Regions from separate parts of the Mus musculus genome. Here region 1 is linked to region 2. The links are chromatin loops, found by intact Hi-C in ENCODE. Cell type or tissue: heart. All regions are shown on one strand.

What was found. Hi-C counts contacts between places; a loop is a spot of excess contacts. Peaks named below come from ENCODE experiments on the same cell type or tissue, not always from the same donor. Only the 100,000 strongest peaks of a DNase experiment are listed, where the experiment ranks them.
Region 1: it touches region 2 in a loop (9-fold over the local background); 12 of 42 quality-filtered maps call a loop at or near these places.

What each region holds. Positions count from the first base shown.
Region 1 is chr15:93,262,845-93,270,844 of GRCm38, reverse strand. The region is part of intron 1 of Gxylt1 (glucoside xylosyltransferase 1); the gene reads left to right. Among named protein-coding and RNA genes, the nearest start is that of Gxylt1, 8.3 kb to the left of the region's middle. In heart, CTCF peaks have their summits at 4,936 (motif pointing left) and 7,815 (motif pointing left); a DNase peak (open chromatin) is centred at 364.
Region 2 is chr15:94,209,797-94,217,796 of GRCm38, reverse strand. No RefSeq gene overlaps it. Among named protein-coding and RNA genes, the nearest start is that of D630010B17Rik, 33 kb to the left of the region's middle. In heart, a CTCF peak has its summit at 4,175 (motif pointing right); no DNase peak of the experiment used is centred here; H3K27ac peaks cover 1,225 bases.

The DNA of each region.
Region 1 (8,000 bases), 950 kb after region 2:
TGCCGGTGAGCAGTGTCTGTAGTGGAGAATTCATAGACTGTAAACCTTGGAGGAGGAAAATGGGGTTGGGAGTTTTAGCACACACTGGTCAGTCTTACTTAGCTCCACTGTCAGTAATTGTACTTGTCTACCCTGTTATAATCACACTCCCCTGAGCCTCATGGGAGAGGGGGTGTGGCTTAAGGGGGAGGGGCTTTCTTGTTCTTCTGGATCTGAGGCTAGCTCTTTGACTTGTCAGGCACATTCACTCAGGACTCCATCTGCTCTTCACACGTTTGCTTAGGGCCTCCTCAGATCCCTGCAGAAGACGTCCGGTCTTGGATTTGAGTCCGCTTCAAGCCTGAGACGTGTTACTGAGGAGAGCAGAATTGTGAAGTGCCTCTGTCAGTGATGTCTGCTTGTGTCCTTGGCCCGGTCTCACTGTTACTCACACCAGCCTACATCTCCTAGACGCAGGTTCCTCATTTCAGCCTCCCAAGTAGCTGGTGCCAGGCGTTTTTGTTTTGTTTTTAACCCTGGCTGTCCTGGAACTCAAGGAGATCACCTGCCTCCTGCCTCCGACTTTCCATCCAGCACAACTGACTCTCCAAAGAAGCCTTACGTCTCCACTTGACTTTCTCTTCTTCTGGATTTATTTCTATTTAACTCTGTGTGTCCCTGGGTGCTGGAGTTACAGACAGTTTGAGCTGCCTGATGTGCATGCTGGGAATCAAACTCTGGTCCTCTGCAAGAGCAGCAGCTGCCTTTACCTGGTAAATCCTCTTTGCAGTTTCCTTAGTGTTTCTGTTTTGTGTTTTTCATAATGGTAGGTGGTGTGCATATTCTTAGTGTGTTCTTACATATCCGTAAAACCTTTCCTGTGCGTGTAGTATATGCATGTGTATATGTCCATGTATATACTTGTGTGCACATGTGCATGTGTGTGTGTCTAACATATATATGTGTATATATGTATGTATGTATGTGTGTATGTGGACCAGAGGTTGACATTTGATGTCTTCTATCAATCGCCTTTTTTCTGAGACAGCTTTCTCACTGACCGTGGAGCTGGCCTGGCTGGACAGCAGACCCAGGGATCTTCCTGTCTCCACCTGCAGCACTGGGGTCCCAGGCGTGCTGCCGTGTTTGGCTTTTTACCTGTGCGATGAGGATCCCGACCGGCCTCATGCTTGTTTCTCACTTTACTGAGTGAAGTCTCCTCAACCCCCAATGGGAAATTTTAAATCTTGCCTATGTTCTTCTGTGTGTTTTCCAACATGGTGTTAAAACCAAGAAACACCCTAAAACTGTCAAGTTTTATATGTCTGCATTCGCTCTTAATAGAGTTTACTGACTGCCCACAAAGAGCCCTGTATCTGTTAGTAGTACCTTCCCACGCTGTTTCTTAGCCCTGCAGCCCACGATCCTGCAAGTCTGCTGTGGTTGCAGATTTGCTTATCCCGAACATTTCTCGTACTGAATCCTTGAAAGTAGAGTTTGAGTTTACCCTCTTTCATTTAGTTTGTCTTTTAGGGTTCACCCATAGAATGGATGACTACACTTGGTACTATTTTATTAAACAAATCTAACACATTTCGTTCATTAGCTGATAGGCATTTGGGTGGTTTTCCACTGTTTGACTGTTAGGAATAATGGTGTTGTGAACACTCATTTGCCTTTACTTTTGTTGTTGTCTTGGGGCAGGGTCTCTTGTAGCTAAGGCTAGCCTCACACTCATTCTCTGGCCTGAGGTGATCTCCTCCTTCTATCACTCTACCGGGCCATAGACATTTTTCCTACAAACATAGCTAATCTTAGTGTTCTTGAGTGTTTAGGAGTGGAAGTAATGGAATATTGTGGCTTAAACTTGTACCTTTTTAATAACTTATTTTGTGTGTGCATATGTGTGCCCTAGTGACTATGGAGGTTGGAGGACAGCCTGCAGCGGTCTGTTCTCTCCTTTCACTGTGTGGGTTCCAGAGTGTTCTCAGGTTGTCACGATGAGCTTCAAGCCGCTTTACCTGCGGAGCCGTGTTGCTAGTCCCTAAGTTAATGCCTTAAAAGAGAGTTATGGCTTACATTACTCTTGCTTTTTTAACAACTCAAGTTTTTCAGTAGTTTATAAACTAACAATAAACTATAACAATTTCTTTTTTTAAAAAGATTTATTTATTATATGTAAGTACACTGTAGCTGTCTTCAGATACTCCAGAAGATCTTGTCAGATCTCATTACAGATGGTTGTGAGCCACCATGTGGTTGCTGGGATTTGAACTCGGGACCTTTGGAAGAACAGTCAGTGCTCTTAACCACTGAGCCATCTCCCCAGCTCCCACAATAACAATTTGTGAAGCATTAAGAGACTGTGGCTATGACTCTACATTGAGCATCTCATTCTGAAACCCAGACTAAAGAGGTCCAGCCAGATAGGAAATCCTATCTTACCTCAGAGGGTAGGAGTACACGCGAGTGCTATTGGAGAATTGGGTAGGTATCCCACATTGCAATATCAAAGATGATATTTTCTCATTCCCCACTGGACATGTGTGATCTGGGCTTTTTACTCACTGGAGTTTGCCAGTATATTTGATCATTGAGTTGATAATGTATTGAATAAACAGGAAGAGAAAGCAGAACTTGGTGTTGATAGGAGGAAGTTGGCCCAGAAGCTGACTGGGAGAGTACCCAGTAGGTCAGCTTGCCACAGAACTGGCATTTAGTGCTGCCTTCTGCTTGGATGGCTACCTTGCACCTGCTCATGTTATTTCTCTTAAAGTATCTTAAAGTGTGTGTCCCTGGGCTCAAAGGCCAAGAAGCAGAGTTTAAAAGTTGCCATGCTTAAAAATAAGGGCAGTGTATTCATTAAAACAGTAAGAATATACCTAGATTTTGGATGAGACAAGAAATCTACCTGCCTGCTGATAGAAGTGCTGTAGAGTTTATTGGCATTCTGAACTTTCTGAACTTTGACCTCATTGTTTGACACCAGCAAAATCCAGAGAAGACCTTTGTGTATTTCTAAAATTTTATAAGATTAAAACTCATTAGACGTTTGAGGGGATGAACGGGTCCAGCAGTCCATATACCTATGCATAGTAGACAAGCCAGTGGCGGTACTTCTGATGAACAGTTCTTCGGTGGGGCTGTAACCAGAGCGTTCTTGTGTCATGCTCTGGGGTTACAGAATTCCAGGCTTGTGCTCCACTCCTGAGTCCCGTGTGGACGCTTGCTTGCTACACTTGCTACACTGTTTCTCATTCAGGCTTGGCCTTGGTTACTTCAGTTACCCTGCTGCTGCTTGGTTAATGAGGTAGAGGCTAGGACCCTGTATCTGTCGGTCTAATAAGTGACCTTAGGACCAGACAGATTTTGGAAACAATGCACAAATGATTTGTTGTCTAAAACAAGTGAGAGCTGCAAAGAAAATGGCATTGTTACACCCAACTTCACAAAGTAATTTTTATTGGAAAACTGAGATTTCTATTTTCATTTCCGTTGTTACCCTGTTGTGCGGTTTGACAGGAGACATGGAATAATCTGGTTAGTTCCAGTCCCCCATGCCCACCCTTCCCACCTCCACCGCTACCCCTGGCCAAGAACAAAGGTACATGCTAGGTGTTGATTGTAAATAAACTGTTAAAATAACACTGAAAATGTCTTTATCTGAAAAGTTTGTGAGGCTTATTAAATGGATCTTCAGGCACTTGAATTTGACACAATTTGAAATATATGTTATTAGTTAGGGTACCACTGAGTTTGGCTGCCTATAAGAAAGGGCGTTTCTAATCAAGAGACAAGCATTATTATTAGACACACATTTATTTTCCTGACTAACTTTTTAAAATTAAGACATATAACTTTGTGGGCTTAGGTATATCTGTCAGGAAAACCTTGTGTAACAGTACAAGTTTTCCTAGTGATCTTAACATTCTCGTGCTGTAGTTGTTTATACAATAGTGTACAGAAATCAACAGGCAGTATCTAAAAGATCACCAGTCAGACCCTGGTCCCAGAGTCGTATTTCATCATTAGTCTGGTATGCACCTTTCCTAGAGATGGTAATAGGACTTCCGGCTGAGGACTCCAGTCTTAGATCATAGATCAAGGCGGTTTGTGGGACATTAGACACAAGAGTTTTGCAAGTCTGACATTTTATAGATCTTTTGATATCAGAATAGTAACTTTTAATTGACTCCATGGAGAAGACAGAGCCCCATGCTGCTAGGATGAGGTGTCCTAGGTCACTGACGTGCCCGACTCTGTCCCTAAGGGTGGTCAGCGTCAGATGGCTGCATTGGAAGGCAGTGACCGTGAACCATTTTGCAGCATGAGCCAGCTTTTCTCCGGCCTTAGGAGGAAAGCTGCAGTGTCCTCAGCTCAGCGTTTGGAGCGCAGCGCAGCGCAGCGAAGCAGGGGTAGGCGTGAAGGCTGTCAGCGCCGGGTCTCGTGGCCAGCTTGAAACACCGCATGAGTAATTTCAGTCAATCAATTGGAATGTATTTAATGATTCTTTTCTCCCATTATACCTGCATTTGTGACATTTTATTTTTGTTATAAACAGATGTTGGTGAAATGAATTTTCTAAGATAGTACCCATAATCTAAGAAGAAAAAGATAAGATGTATCGGTGTCTTAGTCAGAGGGAGGAGATCTTAATGTTTCCAAAGAGTTCCTGACCTGAAAACATTTCTATTCATAAGATATTCTCACCTAGTGGGTTTTTTTAAAATTTTGAGCCCTAAGAAGACATTGGTTTTCTGAAAATGCTTCAGTTTTTCTATAGCAATTGGGTTTTCAGTTTGGTTGCTCTAAAGCTGAGCATAAAGTGATTGTTATTCAGGAAATTCCTCGGTAGTGCCTAATGTGAATGCTCACCAGGCCTGTTATTTCTTCCACTGTCAGGTGTAAAGAGTTCTCTCTGAGTTACTGGAATCCCTATTGGATGCTGCCCTCTGATGTTTGTGGAATGAACTGCTTTTGGGAAGCGGCTTTTAGGTAGGCCCTTAATATTTAATTAGTAGATGAGAGTAGGTAAGATTAGATAGTAGATGATCAAACATTTCACTGTATAAAACTTTCTTTTCCTGTATTTCAGTATCATATAACTAAGTTGATTTTTCTGGTTGGGTTTTCTCTTCCTTTTCTCATCTTTTACTTATTAACTTTAATAATACTATGTGTAAATGCTCAATTTTTCCAAATGTTATTAAGATAAGCTATAGCTTTTAGAGGAATTTGTGGTTGAGCTTAACTGATAAATTGATACCTAGGTGTGTTCTAGGTTGATAGAATATCCTGACTACTGCAGCTTGGGAGGAAAGGGTGTATTTGGTTTGTACTTCCAGGTCACACAGTCCATTTCTGAAGGACGGCAGGGGAGGGACTCAAGGCAGGAACATGGACAAGTGCTGCTTGCTGGATTTCTTGCATGCTTACCTCAGCTGCCCTTATAGAGCCAAGGCCCTCCTACCTCTGGGTGGTACCTCCCACACTGTTCATTACGACAGTCCCACAAACATGCCCACATGCCATTCTGATCTAGGTGTTCTGCTCTCGGATGACTCTTAAGCTGTGTCAAGTCAACAATTTATGTAGACAAGATGATAAAAGGCTTCCATTAGACATTACAGATAGTGTGTGTTTATACATGCAGTTATCTAAAGCTAGAATCTTTAATACTGGGTATTTAGTACCCAGTATTTATAAATCCTGGGGCAGGTGAGATTGTTCATCTGGTAAAGATACTGGAGCTGACATGCCTCACACTGCGTTGGCTCTCAGGACACATAGTGGAGGAAGATGATTGCCTCCTGCAGGTGACCCTTTGGCATCCATGTGTGTACTGTGTGTGTATACCCGCCTCAAATAAATAAAATATTAAAAAACCCAAAAGGTAGTGTGCTACAACACTCTTGGAGGGGATGTGACAGCTAAGGAAGGATTGTGTTATCTTTAGCCTGGAGGTGTTAGGGGAAGCGGAGGGTAAAGACATCCTTACTGAAGGAGTGTAACCTTTTAAGTCACTGCGTGAGGAAGGCTGTATTGGATTGTATCCCATCCTGCTCTTGCCTTCAGGGAGGAATCAAGTATTGATACGAGTAGGTAAGGCAGTCACAGTCCTGAGACATTGCTGGAGGAGAACCTGGGATGGCCTGACTTGTCCTTTGAGAGCAAGAGAGTTTGAGGCTCACTACGTAATGGTTAATTTAAACTCACACTGTTTGCCAGGACCATGCCAGTTACTGCATTCTCGAGTCAGGATGGTGACACTCTTGTGTTTCAGAGCTTGCCTGGTAATGTTTGCAGTAGTGACCTTGGGTAGAGAATGACAAGACTTGACATTTCGTGAAGGCCTCATGTCAGGAGTTGATGAGAGGAAACTATCGCAGTTGAAGGCCAATCTAACCTTGGCAGTTTTCCTCCTGAGATGGCCTTCTTGTTCACTGTGCATTATGTCAGGTTGACAGTCAAAACCATCCATTACTACTCCAGTCAGTAGCTTAGGACATAGGAAGTTGGAGAGCTATCTAGAAGGACTTGAGGGGTGGCTGGGTAGGAAGCCTGCCAAGGGAGCTGGATCCCTGTTGTCTGCAACAAAATCTAACCCCTTTGTAGTCCAGGGCTCCTCTCTTTGTGAGTGGTCTGCGGGATCCTGCTGGGCCCCAGGATTGTGTGCCCAGCTCCCAGTCCCTGCCATGCTGAGGTGTCCTTGTGCCCATGGGCAGGCAGTGCTGTGCCTCCTGCTTATATTATTCTCTCCTGGATTAGGAGAGCCCGTTGGTGTTCTTTGAATTATCTAGAGATTTCCTCTTGTTATATGGAAAATAGGTTTTATTTTAAAACTCTTTTTTGGTAGCATTTATCTTGCTATTGAATTCAGATAAAGCACATTTCCAGAGCATGATGACAATCCCACTGTTCACTTGGGCCAGAATTACCAGAATGGCTGCTTCCCTCTGAAAGCTTAGTAAACGTTAGCCATCAGTTCCTGCAACGTAGAAGCTTCCAGTGGATTTCTTTTCATTCTTCTGCAGTTGTTTCTGTTCTTGGTGCTGAGGGGTAGAGACTGCATGCTTCATCTTGTCACCTTGCGTGCTGTAGTCTGCATGATGCTACCAGAGTGTGACACCCATAGCCAAGCTGTACTTAGTAACGTGTGGGGAGCGGGTGAACTGTTTTAGTTTTGCTTTGTTGTTGTCTCTGAGACAGCGTTGGGTCTTGTGGATCATAGATCACAGATCTCAAACTTGCTGTCTAGCTAAGAGTGACGCTGGCCTCCTGACCATTTGCTTCCACCTCCTGAGTCCAGGTATTGTAAGCATGACTGCTTCTTGAGTCTGCTTTTAGGTAGATTTCATTTTCTTTCCTTGAGGAACATTTTTCTTTTCTTCTAAGGTGTATAGTGTTTGTTAACATTTTCTGCAGGGTTCTGTGCAGAGCAAAGTGTGACTGTTACAGGTCAGTTAACAGCTGAGCTGCTCCTGACTCCTGACTCTGGGATGTACTCTATGTGTGGACCAGTTAAGCAACTGAATGAATTGGAGATTCTCAAATTATGATTTCGTTTTTCCTGAGACAGTCTTGCTTTGGAGCCAAGGCTGGATCCTGTTTCCTCTGACTTCCAAGTGCTGGAACTATAAGCTTACAGCTCCTTGCCTGGTGTGATGTTTTAATTTTGTTGTTGTTGTTTAGACTTACTTTGTGTGTTTGAGTGTTTTGCCTGCATATATGTCTGTGCACCAAATGTGTGGTCTGGTGCCTGCAGAAGTCCGAACAGGGTGTCAGATCCTGGGCATTGGAGTTACAGATGGTTGTGAGCCACCTTGTGGACAGTGACAGTGGAGACCACGTAGGAAAACAGAAATCGTGGATGCCCTGTTAAACAAAACTAAAATGAGTAAAATCTTACCTTGGTTGGTGACATAAGCCCCTCCTAAGTGCGTGAGAGGGCAAGGAAGGGGGATGGGCAGCCCCGGCATCCACCAGGTTTCTGCAAGAGCACTGTGTGCTCAGCCTCAGAA
Region 2 (8,000 bases):
GTTCTTCCTCTAGCTCCTTAATTGGGAACCCTGTGCTCAGTCCAATGGATGGCTGTGAGCATCAACTTCTGTATTTGTCAGGCACTGGCAAAGCCTCTCAGGAGACAGCTGTATCAGGCTCCTGTCAGCAAGCACTTGTTGGCATCTACAATAGTGTCTGGGTTTGGTGATTGTGTGTGGGATGGATCCCCAGGTGGGACAGTCTCTGCATGGATGGGATGCCTTTCTCAGTCCTGATAGGCACCTGAATAGCACCCCCCTTCTGCAGCCCATTTACGCCCAGATCGAAGCATGCTGAGCTACCCACAGGAAGGTGAAGCACTTACCAGGTTAGCTGAGGAAGGACAAACAGGGTGAAACCACAGAGAAATGTATATTTGTACAATTATCTGTGTCCCATTGTGTTATCTGCCCACCTCACTCCAATTCTGTTGAATATTGTAGTGTGCTTGATTAGGACGCATCGCTTGTGATAAACCCTAATTTAGACTAAAAATAGGTTTTAAGAATCTCTGCCGCTTTTCGCCATTTTGCTTGTCAAGACCACTGAGTTAAAGTGTTGGTGTACCCAGAGGGGGTTGGATTTCCTAAAAATAGTCAACGTTATTAAGAGCCTTGGGGGATATTGTGCTATAATTTGCTTTCTAGATACAATTTTTAAATAGGTTTATAAGAATCACTGCTCAATTATCATAAAATTCCTGTGGAATTACATATTGTGGGTTAATTAGCATGAGCTCATTTTGGCCCACATGTTGTTATACATGTTGTACCACATGGGCACTCCAGTCTGTAGGAAAGGCTAGAGAAGGTAGAGAAACAAGGGTGTAGGCCACCAGGAAGCTGAAACCCAGGGCAAAGTAGTGAAAGATGCCAACGCATGCCTCCTGAGAGAAGGGAGTGTGGAGCTTTGTGTTGTGCAATCTTCTCCCACTTCACCTGATGATTCACGTCATAAAACTGTGGCCATGCTACATGTTCTCAGGTTTGGTTAGGAAGGAGTAAATGAAGAATGTCAGAAAGGTCATTTTCTTTCAGGAGCAATATTAAAAAAAAAAAAAAAAGACTGCCTACTCTGGCCAAGGAGGTTGAATTATAGTTCTTTATTGTCTGATATATGTCCTTCCTGTGAAATAAGTCTAGGGAGAGGAACCAGCATTCTTTCCCACCCTTATGTTTTGCCAGATTATTTTATTATTTCACTTTTTTGTTTAACAATTTGGATTTGCTTGAAATTATCCATTGAGATGGTGTACTGGCTGGTTTTGTGTGTCAACTTGACACAGGCTGGAGTTATCACAGAGAAAGGAGCTTCAGGTGAGGAAATGTCTTCATGAGATCCAGCTGTGGGGCATTTTCTCAATTAGTGATCAAGGGGGAAGGGCCCCTTGTGGGTGGTGCCATCCCTGGGCTGGTAGTCTTGGGCTCTATAAGAAAGCAAACTGAGAAAGCCAGGGGAAGCAAGCCAGTAAGAAACATCCCTCCATGGCCTCTGCATCAGCTCCTGCTTCCTGACCTGCTTGAGTCCCAGTCCTGACTTCCTTTGGTGATGAACAGCAGTGTGGAAAGTGTAAGCTGAATAAACCCTTTCCTCCCCAAATTGCTTCTTGGCCATGATGTCTGTGCAGGAATAGAAACCCTGACTAAGACAGATGGGCTAACCCATAAAAGCAAAGCCCACGTCTCAGTAAGCACAGTGACAAGGCAGTTGCTCATTGGCTGACTCCAACTGTCAATCTCCAGATCTCATCCCTCATAGGCGAATCAATGGAGGTGACTTTAATTCCATCTGATTTACATTGTCAGATAGACAATACCTTGATGAGAGTTCTCGAGGGGAAAAACAAAACAAAACAAAAAGGAAAAATACCTTACTCTATAAAGCAATGATACTAAGCCAGACCTATCCAGGAAATAGCAGCCTGCAAAATATATTGATCTACTGTGCGGATAAAACGGAGCTGCACTCGGATTCATTTCTTTAGTTGTTAATAAATCCGCATCTGCCAAATATTTTCAATTTGTAACTCATTCCAATAGATTACCCAAATTAAAAAAAATCAGAAAGATTCTATATTTTCCCCTATTGGCCCCTATCACTTGCTTTCTCCCTTTTTAAAAGATACTTCTGTTTGTATCTTGATGATCCTTCTATAGATCTTCAGAAAACTCTTAATGAGCTGTAATTATGTTCTCAATTAGTCCATCAATAAGGACAAAAAAATAGATTGGCAAGCTACCTTTCTACTAAAAGCTGATAATTACCAACAAAGTGGGGCATTAATTAAAATTATGTCTAGAGCTCTCCTCATATTCAATTCATTAGTTTTAAAACTATGCATGTAGTTGACCTTACTCATCTACTGCTGTACACCTGGCACCTAGGATCATCAGGTCTTAGTAAGTACTGGCAGAATGGATAGATACCTTGATGATAAGTCAACCTACTTAAGACGCTGTTTTACGCCTCATCACTCTATAGGTAAGTGCCCTTTCCTATAAGAAACGCATGTGTGAGCCAGGCAGTGGTGGTGCACGCCTTTAATCCCAGCACTTGGGAGGTGGAGGCAGTCGGATTTCTGAGTTTGAGGCCAGCCTGGTCTACAGAGTGATATCCAGGACAGCCAGGGCTACACAAAGAAACCCTTTGGAGAAAAAAATATGCAAATAGATAAATAATAAAACAACCACTAAAAAAGATAGCTAAGGATGATGCTGTTTGGAACATACACACACATACACACACATACACACGCACACAGAGAGAGAGAGAGAATGAGAGAGGGGGAACAACTCATGAAGCAACATTGTTGAAGATCAGAGCTTTGAAGAGCAGATATGAGTTTGGGAGGTGAGAACAGTTAGGACAGGACAAGCCTACCACTCAATTCCTTGATCTGTGTTCAAACTCAACTTCCAGCCAGTAAATCTGGATATGTGATCTAGGTGATGCTCACTACTCTGGGTAAAGGGAAGATGACAATAGCTTCTGTCACACAGGAGAGCTGTGGGATTCACAATAGCCATAGGGAGACCCCCGTGGTAGTGAGTGATCCAGTTCTTACGCAGCTACACAGAGCTTCAGAGTGATCCGTTATTCAGATGGTGGCAGCAGCGGCGGCAGCAGCGGCAGCATATCTCAGAAGGAAATGAGCACCAGATGTTCTGTGCACACGTGACCTTAGACTCTGCAAACAGCTACAGCCACCTATGGAGAAGCTCACTATGTCCTGTGTGGGCGACTCTGATCCTCAGAGGTTACTTCTGTCTTGGGATAGATCTCAAACCATGGGGAGTGGTTGTAGGACTAAGATTTGTCAGTGAGCAGCGCTTGACAGGAGCATAAAACACTGCTAGAGTGTGGGGTGTATGTGTCAGGGGGAGCTGAGCAAGGAGTAATCTTAGATTTAAAAACTTGTGCTGTCTTTCCCCCAAATCCCTCTAATAAATACAACTTCCCTTCATGCTTTAAGGAAACATCTTTCATAGAAGGTGAAGGATTTATTGGTATAACTGCCTCATCTGAGATTCCAGGAAACATGAACACAGTGTGGTTGCTTTTTCACTTTAAACTTCTGGGAAAGCCAATCAAAACCACAGCATAGTATCCCTTGTGCCTCTCTTGGAACGTGGCAGGGACTCTGGTCTCCACTAGTACATTCTGTCTGACCTGACCAGGAAATCTCTACACCAGGTTGGTCTTTCCTAGCTAACACAAAGACCTAGATACATTTTGTTTGTTTCAATGGCTTCCCAAGGGAGATGGGGCAACAAAAACTCCCTTCAGCAGGTGTGGCACAGTTTGTGCAATCCTGTATTGACAACAACAATAGCTACCAACATCATATTTCCGTTGCTTTTATTTCAGTGATTTTAAAAGTGAAAAGTCAACATGTTATTATTTATAGATACATATCAGAGGGATTGCTATCTCCCTAACAGTGCAAATATTTCAGTGACTTTGAAAATGAAACGCATTCTAACTCCTAGGTCTATTCAGACTCAGTGTATCTACCTCTTGAGACTCAGCCCTCCTTGCATTGTGGTTTTCTTGCAATAAATCTCCCTTTTCTTATTAAAATCTAAGGTGTATTTATTATTAGAGATGCCTCTATCAGTTCCTTGTCACTAAAGAGGACCTTTCCTTTTCAGCTGTATTACTCTGTGGTGGACAAGAGAGGGCACTCTTGTATTTCATGTGAAATCGAGAACATGATTTTTTTTTCCCCAACTGTTTAAGGATTGACTAGAGAGAAGTGAGGTTTTTAAATGGGCTGGAAAAAAAAATGTAAAACATAAAACATCGACACAAATGTATCGCTTTTACAAATAAGTCAAACATAAGAGAATTTTTGGAAGATTACCCTATAAATCGCTTTAAAGAGATTTTGACAAACAAATGCAAATAAGAAGAGACATAAAAATCCTTTTCTACTAAGCTTGACTTAATTCAATCTGAAATAAGTAACCATTAGAAATAATGCAGTTTAAGAACGATGAGAAAGGCTTTCTTACATTCCAAATTTCACAGAAGCTAGGGTTTTTACTTGAAAAGAGTGCTCTCCCCTGATCTACAATGGAATCAAAATCATCCAATTTAAAGTAGAAAACAATGGAATGATATCTCCCCAGCTCCAAGGAGGAGGATTTTTATCATTCTAAAACACAGCCTGGCTGCCCCTGATTATATCCCTTTGGGTTGAGTTGTGCGGGAACTGATGCTAGAACCCATAAAACAGAGCCATCAGAACCTACCAAGTATTTATTCTGTTGGCCCTTTGCTCCCAGGACCACTGGATCCCGTAATCCTCCAGAGGATCCTAAGCTTTGCAGTTGAATGGATTCGTATGGATTATTTTCTCCAGCAGCTGCTGCTAATAGTCAAACCCCAGGGAAAGATCCAGAAAGAGCTCCGTAGTGGACCTCAGAGGGAGCCGTGTCTGGGAACAGCACCCTTATCAAAGACCAAAATGTCAGTCATTCAAAATAAGTACTTATTTATCTAAAATTCTAAATGCTATTAGCACTCTGTTGAGGGTAAGACTCATAACAGACTAAATCAACAGTGACATATATGTTAATACGTCTATTATTTTTATTCTTAAAGAATTCAAGTTTTTAAGTTATGGTAATAAGGAGTCAGGAGTAAAAATTACTTTGTTCTGCATTAAATTCGACTTCTATTGGCTTACCATGAACTGTTTCAGTGACTAAAATGTGTTATGTGGCATTTTCTATCTCCTGATTAAAAATTATTGCTAAATTTTGTTCTTTAAGACTTATGTTCTTAAGAGGAAAAGTATTCTCTAGGGCTGGAGAGATGGCTCAGAGTTGATAGTACCCAGTACTCTTACAGAGGGCCTGGGTTTGGATCTCAACACACACATAGTGGCTCACAGCCATCTGTAAACTCAGTTCCAGGGGGATCTGGCACACATGCACGTAAAATGAAAATATATATATATATATTCAACTACTCTATGCAAAATTATTCATTATTGTTTTGAATATATGTAACACAAAAGTGTTCTCATATTGTTCAATTGTCAGCCTCCCTTTACACTGACAGTTTATTTTGATTGTCAACTTGATGGGCTCTAGAGTTATCGTGGAAACATATCTCAGCATTTCTATGGTAAGTGATGTAGATTGCCTCAGCTAAAATGGAAAACCTAGTGTGAATGGTATTATTATATAGGCTGGGGTTCCAGGTTGAATAAAAAAGAAAAAGCAAGCTGAATGCAAACATTCATCACTGTTGGCTTTGTAACTGTGAATTCAATGTGACCAAACCAGCCACTTCCTGTTTTTCCTGCCATGCTTGCATTGCCTGTATGGACTGCCTCCCTCTGAAACTGTAAGAAAAATAAGGTTTTGGGTTTTGTTTGTGTCTGTTTTTTAATCGGGTTTATCTATCTATCTATCTATCTATCTATCTATCTATCTATCTATCTATCTTTGTCACAGCTTTGAGTAAGTAACTAATATAGAAGATTTAATACCAGAAGTGGGGTTATTGATGTGAGACCTTTATTTAGTGGTTGTAGACCCATGAAATGGGTCTTCAGGAGGTATATAGAAGATCTTTGAATTTTGCTCTGGAAAAGCCTTCAAATGCTGTGAGGAGACACTGCTGGGGTATTCTAATAGGAGTTCAGAAGACAAGAAGGCTGAGAGAAATATAGACATTGGAAGCGTATCTCATGAAATTTCAAAGGGGAGATGAGGACTCTTTTTGGAGCTGGTACAAAGACCGCTCAAGTTATATTCTGGCTAAGAATCTGGCTGCATTTTCTCATGTTATGAGAACCTGAGTGAAGCTGAACCTGGAAGTAATGGACTAGTATTTCTTCTTGAAGAAAATTCAAAGTAGGCTACCACTCAAGCTGTAGCATGGTTACTGATCACTACTCGAAACCAGGCTTATACTGGAAACAAGCAACACATGGGACAGAACAATTTGAAAAGTCTGTAATTTGTTGGAAGAAAAAAGATTGGAGAAAACTTAAAGTTGCTTCTAAGGCTGTAATTCTAAAAGAGAAACTTTATGTCCTGCACTGGGGAAATAGACTAAATATGTTTTAAACAAAAGAACCAATCCACCAAAGGCTCCATGGATATAAATCTATAGGAATGTTTGTGAGGGATTATCTAGATGAGAATAATTTAGGATTGGAGACTCATTTTAAATATGAATATTACTATGTCATAGCCTGGGCTTTTGGACAGAATTAATAAATAGAAGGAGAATGTAGGCTGCATATAGGCATTTCTCCCACCCTCCTCACTGGCTGCAGGTACAACATGATCACCTTCTGCCATATGTTGTTTGGTGTGAAGGACTGGACTGTATCCCTAGAACTGTAAGCCAAAATGAACAGTAAAAGTTACCAATATAGCAGTCTTCTGGCCCTAGATCTCTGTGTTTTCCTCACTGGCACTGAGTTTTTAAGAGAAGCAATGCATCCTTTTAACCTTCATAGCCTCTGTATATATCAGTATTTAGTTTTGACTGATAGGCCACTTTGTCACTGGGATTGAGTCTTGACTAAAGAACTATTAACTGACATTCGATATTGATTTCCAATGTGTACTAAACAACCTGGAGAGTATACCCATGTGAAAATGAATCAGGTGAATTGCGGAAAATACCACATACTTTGACACGGAAAAATATGTAGGGCGTAGAGAAATAAATCCAGAACAAAGCTAATAGCTTCTGCCCTACTGCCTAGCCTGTGCTGGAATGTGGTAAGGAGGCTTCTGGGGGAAGAAATGTCACCAACAGTCTTACTCAGCTGTGGTCCCTGCAAATGACACTACCTTCCAGGTAGTCCTCACTGGTACAGTAGTGGCTTGCCTGTTACCTGGTAGCCAACTGCTTCCTGATTGGATCTGAAGTCTGTTCCATGGGATAAAATTAATGTGTTGTATTGGAAACCTAGTCAAAATGCTGTGGCTGAGCTGGTGCTAAGATCTAGTCAGGAAGCTCCTGCAGTTGTTTTCATGAATTAACAGGATATGCTTGTCAATTCACCTTCTACTGTGCTCCCACGCTGACGCCGGTTTTGGTCATAGAAGCTTCTTTTCTCTGTGGGCTCCAGTTACAGAAGTGACTCATAGATGGTCTAAGCTCTGAGAATAAGGGATACTTGAACACTCAGCCCTGGATAAAACATCTACTTGACTGTCTCCAAGGCTTAGGGAACACTGCAGAAGAGGAGGTAGAAAAGGGGTAAGAGCCTGAGAAAGAGGTAGGATGGTGTGGAACCGTCTTTTGGGCACGGCATGGTATTTGCACTCTTGAAATCTGAGCAGCCTATCAACATTCCTTTGTGGAAAGGGCAAGGGACCCATGAGGAACACCCCTCCCTGAACATCTAGAGGCAGTTAATCATTGTTTGGAAAGGAAGAAACATTTTCCTTAGATGTATAGAAGAGGCGACCTACTCATCCTCCTAAAGATGACCTCTTACACATACATGTTCTTTTATTTACTC